2 separate regions of the Mus musculus genome follow, and region 1 is linked to region 2. Evidence: chromatin loops called from intact Hi-C (ENCODE). Cell type or tissue: heart. All regions are shown on one strand. Region 1 overlaps Map3k7 (mitogen-activated protein kinase kinase kinase 7). Region 2 holds the start of Bach2os (BTB and CNC homology 2, opposite strand).

The links. Hi-C counts contacts between places; a loop is a spot of excess contacts. Peaks named below come from ENCODE experiments on the same cell type or tissue, not always from the same donor. Only the 100,000 strongest peaks of a DNase experiment are listed, where the experiment ranks them.
Region 1: a loop joins it to region 2, with 4 times the contacts of the local background. A loop is called at or near these places in 7 of 42 quality-filtered maps.

Annotation. Positions count from the first base shown.
Region 1 is chr4:31,970,109-31,975,108 of GRCm38, forward strand. It overlaps Map3k7 (mitogen-activated protein kinase kinase kinase 7), which reads left to right. Exons shown (of 16, transcript NM_172688.3): 2 at 4,715-4,825. Among named protein-coding and RNA genes, the nearest start is that of Map3k7, 8.5 kb to the left of the region's middle. In heart, a CTCF peak has its summit at 2,224 (motif pointing right); no DNase peak of the experiment used is centred here.
Region 2 is chr4:32,569,945-32,574,944 of GRCm38, forward strand. The region is part of intron 3 of Bach2 (BTB and CNC homology, basic leucine zipper transcription factor 2); the gene reads left to right. Bach2os (BTB and CNC homology 2, opposite strand) reads right to left here and starts at 1,718. Exons shown (of 5, transcript NR_026843.1): 1 at 1,640-1,718. In heart, CTCF peaks have their summits at 863 (motif pointing left), 2,360 (motif pointing left) and 4,858 (motif pointing left); a DNase peak (open chromatin) is centred at 247; H3K27ac peaks cover 610 bases.

The DNA of each region.
Region 1 (5,000 bases), 600 kb before region 2:
ACTGCATGTATAGACATGCCACTGCATCTTGCTTTTTGTAGGGGTTCCGGGATTGAACTTGGGCTGGCCAGAGAGATGGCTTATTGGGTAAAGCACCAGCCATGCAAGCTTCAAATTGGTATTTAACATTTATTAGTTGGTGAAGAAGACCAAGATGGAATTATTCTTAATTTGTCTTCTAATGATTAACACTGGTTTCTAATTCGTAGTTACTATAGCCAAACACTTCTTTTCATACCTTTCTGTTCCTCTGATTTCATTCCAGAAGTCCATGTAGTGATAGGTTATTTCTCCACTGAGGAAATGAGGCAACTCAAGCCAGATTAGATTATATATAGGCGGGTTTATTGGGAAGCTGCTCTCAGACAAGTTCACTGGCCCCAAGGAACTAGGCCAGGGAAGTCACCATGGGAAGAGAGAAGGATAGAGGGAAGAGCTCAAGGAGGCGGGCAGAGTATGCCAGATAGAGACTGAGAGTTGCTGGGAGAACCTGGAGGCCAGGTCTGCTTTGATATGTAAAATAAGTACCTCAGCCCCTTGCCGCTGGGTGGAAACCAAACCAGTGCCTTGATACATATTACTGTCACATGGAACAGAGGCATCCAAGGTTGCTTCTTCATGCCTGACAGAGTAGTGTCTCTGTCTGCTTGGTCATCAGTTATACCCAGCAAATGCCCAATCATCCTGCATGAGGCCTTTCTGTATCAAGTGGGCCTTTATCTCATGATGTTGGGCTCTAAGAGGAAGAAAATAGAAACTGCTAAAGCTTCTTGAGCCCTGATTTTGAGGTTCCTGGAAGTTCACTATACTACTGATAAAAGCAATTCTTGACCAACTTGACCCAAGGGGGAAAGCCATGAACTCCTCAGTAGAGTAAGCAGACAAGGATGGAAAAGATTGAGGGTAGCTGCCTTTGGAGACTCCCCTCACCCCTCCATGTGCAAGCCTCTATCATCCCAGTCACTCCTGTTTCTGAAAGGGTGAAAACCTTTTATAAATCCCTTCTCCAACAGTTAACCTGTTGAATATGATGCTTTGAAAATTAGATGGTTGTGAGCCATAGCTTATTTTCTATTTCTAAGGCTCCTCCGCTTTGGTACTGTCCGTTTAGATAAAGAACATTCAGTCCCTCAGAAACAGCAGCTGGATGTACTAGGTACTCAGATATTTCAGGGTTAAAGAAATGCAGTTGGCAATTCAGTTGTATCACTGAAGAAAGACCTTTCTCCATGCTTCCTGACTTGGCTTTCCCTTTGGCTGTCATCGATCGTCAGAAAGTCACTCAAGCACTTTGCGTTAAGGTCTGTGTTTGAACAGCTATGAATCCATTTCAGGTCTCAACCCTCCCCACAGTAGCCGCCTCCTACCTGTGGTCAGACTTTAATTTCACTTATCTTACTCCTTTTGCAAGATTTTTTCTGAATCATTGTCATGTTCAACTGGGTCCAAGGTAGCCTGGGGTAAAGCCTGGTGTGGATATTCTTTATCAGTGTTCTTATGCCTCTGTAGCTGCCCATGTTTATAGAGCACAGTCTGCCAGGCTGTCTGCCTCTGCTAATCAAAGGAAAGAGTGTGGGTGGGAGAAAGTTTGAACTGCTTTCTGCCATTGAATCTCCAAGCCTGTGGGGAAAGAGAGGCTGCTGAGGTCTTTAGTGTATTGTGAGTGCTTGCCTTTGGCATTCTAAGTGTTTTTAAAAAAAAGTGTTAAAAAAAAAAGAAATCTAAGTAGTCTTGTTGTATAGCCTTGGATTTCTTCCCTGTCTCATTTTCATCTCACAAAAAGTCAGTTCTTAATATATATTTTTTTTTGCTTTTTACTTCTAACAGCTAATATTTTACTCCTAATAATGCCATATGCAAAAAAAGAGAAGTCTTTATGATCTAAAGAAATATAATTCTTTAAGCACTGGCTCCATGCTATTATACTGACTCCTATAAAACCATGACAGTTATTTCTATCAGACATTTCAGCAACTTCGACAACTTGCCTTCCTGTGTTATCATCTAAGATCTGTTAACCTCAGTGTGTATATGAAGTAACTTATGACTCAAATGAGAATGGAGATTTCTTGAGGCCATGGGGTTCTCAGATAGGAGTGTGACCATTTTTATTTCAGATTATTTTGTGAAATTGATTTCTCACAGCAAAAGAGAGTTTATCATGTATTTATTTGCTCACATTTAGTTCCCCTGGTTTGAAGTTGAAAACTCAGAGTGAGTCGTCATTTCATCACTAGGTGGCACCTGAGGATCACAGATGGTCATGCTTACTCGACACAGTTACGACAAGTACAGAATCCACAAATACAAATAACACTCAGAGCAGACGTTCTTAATAATGCTAAGTACTGCTCGCCCTGATTAATCTGTGGGCACATGATTGAAGTGTATTGAATGTCTTAATGCTTTATAATCATTCCTTCATAGTTAATGATAATGTCTTTAGGCAGACTGATCCGTGTGTATCATCTAAGTTGATTATGACCATGAAGTTGAAATCTTGTAGGATCTGTTTGCTGCTAATTTCCTGTGAGAAAAATGAGTGCTCTGGCTCCTTGTATTAATTCAAACCCAACTCTGGGTGTTGTTTTATAATGTTTATGGAAGAGCCTGATTCTATAACCCCCTATTAGATACTCTTATCTCCATAGATATGAAGGAAAATAACTTAGGAACCCTATAGACACTCAGTAAGGAAAATAACTTAGGAACTCTATAGATACTCACTAAAGAAAATATAAACATCTATGCTTTACTGTCCAAAAAAAAAAGCTCAGATGTTAATTTACCTAACAGTGAGCAGGACACCTAACAGTAAGCTTGATTATAAAGACTGACATATTCAAACCAAAGCCAATTCCTAAATCTTCCTAAAGTAACTGGATGCTGAGCATGAATCACCAGTGCTGGATTCTTTTTGAGGCTTGGAAAACAAGATGGTCTCTGAATGGCCAAGACCAGGAAATGGAAAAAGTCTCCAAAAGAGCCAGGCTTACTTGGGACTTTGCATCTAAGCAGCCTTGTTACCTTTAAGCTGAGTATGAATTACCATAGCATGTGCTGGTAATGCTAAGCTGTAGGTTTCGGATCCTGCCTCGGAATACTTTCTTACTGTGTAATGTGACTAAATTGCATCCCTATGACTGCTTACCTTTCAAATGGAAATGGATTACTTGTGCTAATCTGGGGGAAAACACCACCAGAATGTGCTCATCTTGTGGTGAGCACTGACTGAGAAGTAGTTACACGCTTTACACAGCCTATGAAGTGGAACTGGAGCCTGACTAGCTAGTTCACGTACCCCAGGCTACAGCTCCTGCCCTAGTGTCTCCTCTTCCCTTTGGGAAGTGATCGACCCAGTGTAGATTTTGAAGAACAACTATTTGATCACGATCACTAGCTATGCCCAACTTTGTTGTTGAGTTTTATATAATAAGTTGTCTTAAGTGGACTCACACCTAAGGAGCACATAACTGATCCTAGTATATGAAGTGTGCCATACATGTTAGAACCACTGGTATTCTAGTGTTGGGTTGCCTACCATTAACTGTCCTGTACTGTTTGTTACCTGTGTACGGCTGAGAGAGTGAGTTGGCATGTTTAAAGCCATGTGCTTTACGTGTAACATGAGGAGAACATTAGCACCTCCTTGTGAGGCTTTATAAAGAGGGATGTGGGCAGAGCACTCTCTCAATGCCAACTAGCAAACAGTCTATAAAGATGTAATGAGTGGGGTGGACCTTTCCTTGAGGAAAGGACCTTGCCATAGCATTTAGCTACATAGAAGGTAGGAGATTGGAGATGAAGGTGCGAACCTAGTGCCCTTCACAGTAACAGTCTAATGGTTTTGATCTGACAGATACCACGCTAATTTTCATTTTTGCTTTTTAATGCTTTTAAAAATACTTGGATTTTTCTAAGTATTTTTTAAAATAGAGGAACTTGACAGAGCAGTGTGCCCATGTGATAGCCATTAGTTTTAGCAATAATGTGGCATATGGTTGGTCTGTATTTTTATAACTTTTTAAAAGTAATAAGCTAATTACCTATCATAAAGCTTACCCATGTGAAGTGTGATTTATTGATTTTTGTGAATTTACCCAGTTGTCAGCCATCACAGTCAACTTTCAAACACATCACCACCTTGGCAGGATACCGTTTACATTAATTCCTTTTTGATCCTTATCCCAAGGCAATCACTGACCTGCTTGCTGTCCCTAGATTTCTCCTGGGCATTTTATAAATGGGCATTGTAATATGAGGTATTGGGGTGGGGGTCATTGTGTAGACAGTAACACATTTTGCGTGTCCTTCATAGTGGGCCTTTTATATATATCTTTAGCCCTTTTCCTTCCATTTCTTACCCCCAATTAGAGTTATTTGAAAGCTGATTTTATTTTCTTTAAATAGTATATGTTCTTTTTCATTTTTATTTTTCTGAACCACTTCTCAATCATCTTTACTTTAATTTTCTACTGTGATTAAAAATTGCCTTATGTCTTCATGTATTTTTTGTGTTTCTGCTTTAGAATTAAGAGGTTCATTTCAAAGATTAAAACTGCATTTTATCTTCACTTTAATGAAAAACTCATTCTTAGCAAATTCAGATAATGGTGGTTTCTAAACCTTTGATGAGACTTAAAAACTGCCTCTATCATATTAAACTCTGCTTCTGATTTTTGGGGGTTTTCTATTTGTTTGTTTGTTAACTCAGGTTGTCGGAAGAGGAGCTTTTGGAGTAGTTTGCAAAGCTAAGTGGAGAGCAAAAGATGTCGCTATTAAACAGATAGAAAGTGAGTCTGAGAGGAAGGCTTTCATTGTGGAGGTAAGCTGAGACGTTATTTGTATCCACTAATTCTTCACCAGAGCTACTCTGATCTTAAGACTATAAAACACAGTGTTTCCCACCTTTCTTTTTTCTGTGTACATGGACGTTAGCAGTTGACTGAACTGAAAGTAGTGCCTCCATAGGAATGTTTTTCATTTTTTTGCTTTAAATT
Region 2 (5,000 bases):
TCTCTGCCCTTTGCCATCTCTAGGTCAGGGGTCCCTGGCTACAAACTGCAGGAATTGATTTCACAGACTGCTAAAAAGCTGGGACTCCCACAAAGTCTAACCTTCCTCCGGGCATTGCTGGCGAGCAGTGTAGGTCCCATACTGAAAAATGACCTCTAATCCTGCACTTCCTGTGGGTTCCAGAGGCAGGGAGAGAGTCAGCACTTTGGCAAGACTGGTATGACCAACAGGAACATATTGTGCAAACCGCAGCAGTGGCCAATAGTACCCTCTTTCACATTTGGCCTGCTGACTCAGTGACTATTCCTCTGTCTCCAAGCCTTAACCAAAAACCAAAGCAGTCCACAACTAAAGAGATTCATCGCCTACAAATCTCCCAGGCCTGTCTACCGTGCAGCCTCCCTGCCCAGAGTCCACTGGCCATAACAGCAGGCTATTCGGACAGGTGGGGGCGAGAGTTAGCAGAATGTTTCATTGTGTCATATTGTCTACTCTGTGCTGTCTCTGGGGACCCAGAGAGTAAACACCTCTGATGAGAAGTACCGTCTGGAAGGATATGTTAGGCAGGAGCACTGACTCAAACAGCAAGCTGTACAAGCTTGTGTACGTTGTATTAATCTCCTGGAGGAAAGAGCAGAGGCGTGAGCTTTCTCGCAGCTGGTCGGCTTTCCAAGACGTTGTCACATTACCTAGTTTTCAGCCCTGTGTGGGGTACATGGATGCACACAAAAGCTTGTGAAAATATTCCTCTGGAAAGGCCCAGGGCTGCCCCTCATCTCCAGGAATGCCCGCCCGTTGCCTTGGAAACAGCCGAGGGCTGAGGTTGAGCCTCCGCATCCCTTGAGGAACAAGGCAGGTGCTCCCACCTGCTGGTCAGTGTAAGTTCCTCCTTGCTGTGTGGCTAGCAGATCTACAAACAGAACCCAGCACAAGAGTGAGGGCTCCCTTCCCCCTGAGAGAGAAGAAGATGTATGGCTGACTGTTTTCTTCTCCACTGACCGTCTTTAAAAACGAAGCCCGATTGCAACAATCCCTGATGAAATTCCATGTGTGGTTTGCTTTTGCTCCAAGGACTTTGACACTGCCATTGTTGATTTTCCCTTTCCCCCGCCAACCTTCCATCCTGTCTACCTGGTCTGTGTTTGCTGTCTAGATGGCTTTAAATACAGTAGCGCTCGGTGCGGAAGCCCTTTAGACTTTCCTTGTGATCTGCTCTGTGGCATGTTTTCTTTCTGCAAGTAAGCAAATACAGTCTGGAGCTGAAGTAAGATGGCTCTGCTGTCAGTGGAAATAGAAGTCCCCTGAGCCCCAAGGGTGCACAGCTTTTGTGATGCCCAGGTGCTATGTCTCCAACTGACGACCTGTGTGCTGCTGGGGCACCATCTAGGATCTGAGTGTCTGTTATCCAAAGCTTGGAAAATGGAGATAAACAGTGCACTGTATCATTGGAAGCCTAGGAGAAACAGCCCCACAGGCAAAGGCCTTTCCAACAGCCTGCAAAGGAGCCATTTGTCCTGCCTGCACTCACCACATGGGAGGCATAGTAAGTGCCACATGGAGTAAGTGCACAGCTAGGAAGTAACCCGACAGAATTTTCACCCGGCCCTAGGAAAGGCAAATGATTCTTTAGTGTGCTTACCTTTGTGCATGGTGATCAACTGGGCACAAATACCAGGACTGAGCCTCATGACTATCTGATGCAACCAACAGATAACTCCCAGATTCAGGGCAGACTAGCCATACCCTTGACCTCTTAAAGAACACAGACTCAACACTCCACCCTCTGAATCCTAACAGGAAGTTGCTTTCTTCACCAATAAACCCAGGCCCACATGCTTTCTCCAGTGACTCTTTTTCCTGAGAGATCTGTAAGATTCCTGGGCACGTCCTACACATGTCTAGCAAGCCTTTTGTGGGGACCCATCTGAATTGTGGAACAATACTGGAACAATAAAATGTGCTTTAGATTTTAATTTTTCATCATTGAATTTTTTGTAAATAACTTGTATAGATTACATTAGAAATATTTTATACACTGGGATAAATGACATGTTCTTAAAATGAAACTCACCTGGATTGTTTTGTTTTGTTTTGTTTTTACTTTATTTAATGTGGCCGCTTTCAATTTTTTGGTTTCTTGCAGGGGTGGGGGTGTTGGTTGAGTTTTTCTGAAACAAGCTCTCGGTATTTAACCTTGGCTAGGCTCAAACTCAGAGATCCACCTGCCTCTGCCTCTCAAGTGCTGGGATTAAAGGTGTAACACAACACACCTGACTGACATACACTTGTAAGTTTAGCCTCTCTGACTGGTGTTAGTATTAAAGGTTAGCCTAGCACATGACATTTAGGCTTACATTGCCATCTGCTGGCCAAGCCAAGAAATTGAATATGAGAAAAAAACCTAAGCAACCTGAGCTGGGTCTAATAGCCTGGGCTGGCCTGGAACTCCACAGGCCTCTGAGGGTGGCCTTAATCTTCCTGCCTCCACCTCCTCCCAAGTGCTAAGATTGCTGAGGTCATAACTGTGCAGGAGTTGCAGAAACAGATGTAACTGCAGAAGTTCCCAAACCATCAGCACCGCCTTAGCAAGGAAGGGCAGAGAGAAGCTGTTAAAAGTCACAGACCTGGGGCTGGAGAGATGGCTCAGTGGTTAAGAGCGCCAGCTGCTCTTCCGGAGGTCCTGAGTTCAATTCCCAGCACCCACACAGTGGTTCTCAACCATCTGTAATGGTATCTGAAGTCCTCTTCTGATGTGTCTAAAGACAGTGACAGTGTACTCAAATATATAAAATAAATAAATCATTTTTTAAAAATGTCACCGACCTGAACTCCAAACCCCATGGAGACTGACAAGGCCCTAGAGAGAGAGAGAGCCTGGGCTTGCTCTCAGCTTCTGCATCAGACACAAAGTCAATGTTTTCACACAAAACAATTAGGGTCTTCAGTAGCCCATGCTGGCCTTAAACTCAGTTTGTCAGTTTGTAGCTAAGGATGACCTTGAATTCCTAATTTCCATACCTTCACTTCTTGTGTTTATAGATGAGGACCACTCCCTGCATCAGGTCTCCATAGTTGCCGTTCTTACAAAATAATACATACTAAAATTAAACAACAGAGAAGACACCTCCAGAGTTGTGATATCCTCTCTTCATTGTTGTGGAGTTTTATTTATTTATTTCTATTTTATAGTTGTTTGTGTGTATGTCTGTCTGTACCACGTGTGTGTCTGGGGCCAACAGAGACCAGAAGAGGGTATTGGATTCCCTGAAACTGTAGCCACAGATGATTGTGAGCTGCCATGTATGTTCGTGTGTGTGTGTGTGTGTGTGTGTGTGTGTGTGTGCTGGAAATCAAACCTGGGTCCTCTGGAAGAATAGCAGGTGTTCTTAACTATCGAGCCATCTCTCCCACCCCTGCCATCCTCTCTTTTAAAAATATTTACCTTGACTTGTGAAGGACTTAAAAGTAGGAATCGTGCCTAAACCTTAATGGCTTACAGTAGCAGTGGTCATTCAACAGCTCTCACACGTTCTGTGTGTCAGGAACTGAGCTGGCCCTCATGAGCATTTCTGGCTCAGATCGGGTGTTGGCTGGGGTTACAGTCCTCTGCGGGTCTCAGTGGCTTCAAGAATTCACTTCTGGGCTGGCAAGGTGGTTCCTCGGGTAAAAGGGGCAGCCACTAAGCATGGAAACTGAGTGTCATTCCCAGGGCCTGTCTAGCTAGAGGAGTGAACTGAGTTCAGAATAATTAAATAAAACCTCATAAGCAATGAGCATGCTTCCATTCACAGAACTGGCAGGATAGTGCTGTGAGCTGGAGATGCCAGGTCTGCCCTACTGAGCAGCCAGTGAAACAGGACAAAGTACAAGTCTCAGTGCCCTTCAAGGCTTAACTTCGAGAACACATGACATCGTCCAGCAAGGTGTTTATCAGAAGGAAGGAATATGCATCGTGTCAGAGAAATAACAGAATTACCCTGTAAAAGAAAACGTAATTTTAAAAACCATATCCTGACAAAGTGCCTAGCATAACACTAACCTGAGAAGCGTACCTTGTTTTGCACGAGGACACTGAGGGTCAGAGGGGTGATGTCACCTCTCTCCTGTGTGAGAACTAAAGCCCAGCTCTGACTCCTCCTACCCAGGATGTCACCTTGGGTTCTGTGTGAGTAAAAAAGACTCTCACTGACTGGTGCATCTCTGCAGTGTCTTCAAGGTGTGCTGGGCTCAGTCTTCCTTCCCCATCTGTACATCGGTCTTTAGAAGATCACTTTGGCCATTTTGTTGAATTCCGGTTGTGTGTCTTGTAGCAGGGGCTTTGATAAACCATGGTCTTTCTTACAAAAGTTCTGCAACATTGGAAGAACTAACACAGTTTACAATATTTTTAATGCCATTTGCTTCAAAGGAACCTCAGGAAATGATAACATTATAATCTGTGTGTGTGTGTGTGTGTGTGTGTGTGTGTGTGTGTTGAGACAAGGTCTCACTATGTAGGCCAGACTGGCTCCCCACTTACTCTGTAGCCCATGCTATGCTCAGATGCATGGCAATCCTCCTGAGTGTTGGGATTAGAGCTATACACCACCAGGCTGGCCGACTTGTGTGTGTTTGTACTGTTTGGTTATACGAATATTTCATCTTACTTGTATTGGAAATAAGAGAAGTATTAATCACTACTTGCTTTCAGTACTTCCCATGACTTGCTCATCTTAAAAAGAGGTTTGGAGACTGGAGAGCTGGCTCAGCAGTTAAGAGCACTGGCTGCTCTTCCAGAGGTCCCAGGTTCAACTCCCAGCTCCTGCATGGTGACTCAACCAGTTCTATAATTCCAGTCACAAGGACTCCAGCACCATCTTCTGGCCTCCATGGGCACCACACAAACAAGGTGCACAGAGATGCATGCATGCAAAACACCCACACACATAAAATTAAAAATAAAATAGAAATACAAACAAGAAAATGATATTTGACTGGACAGATGGCTCTGCAGTTGACAG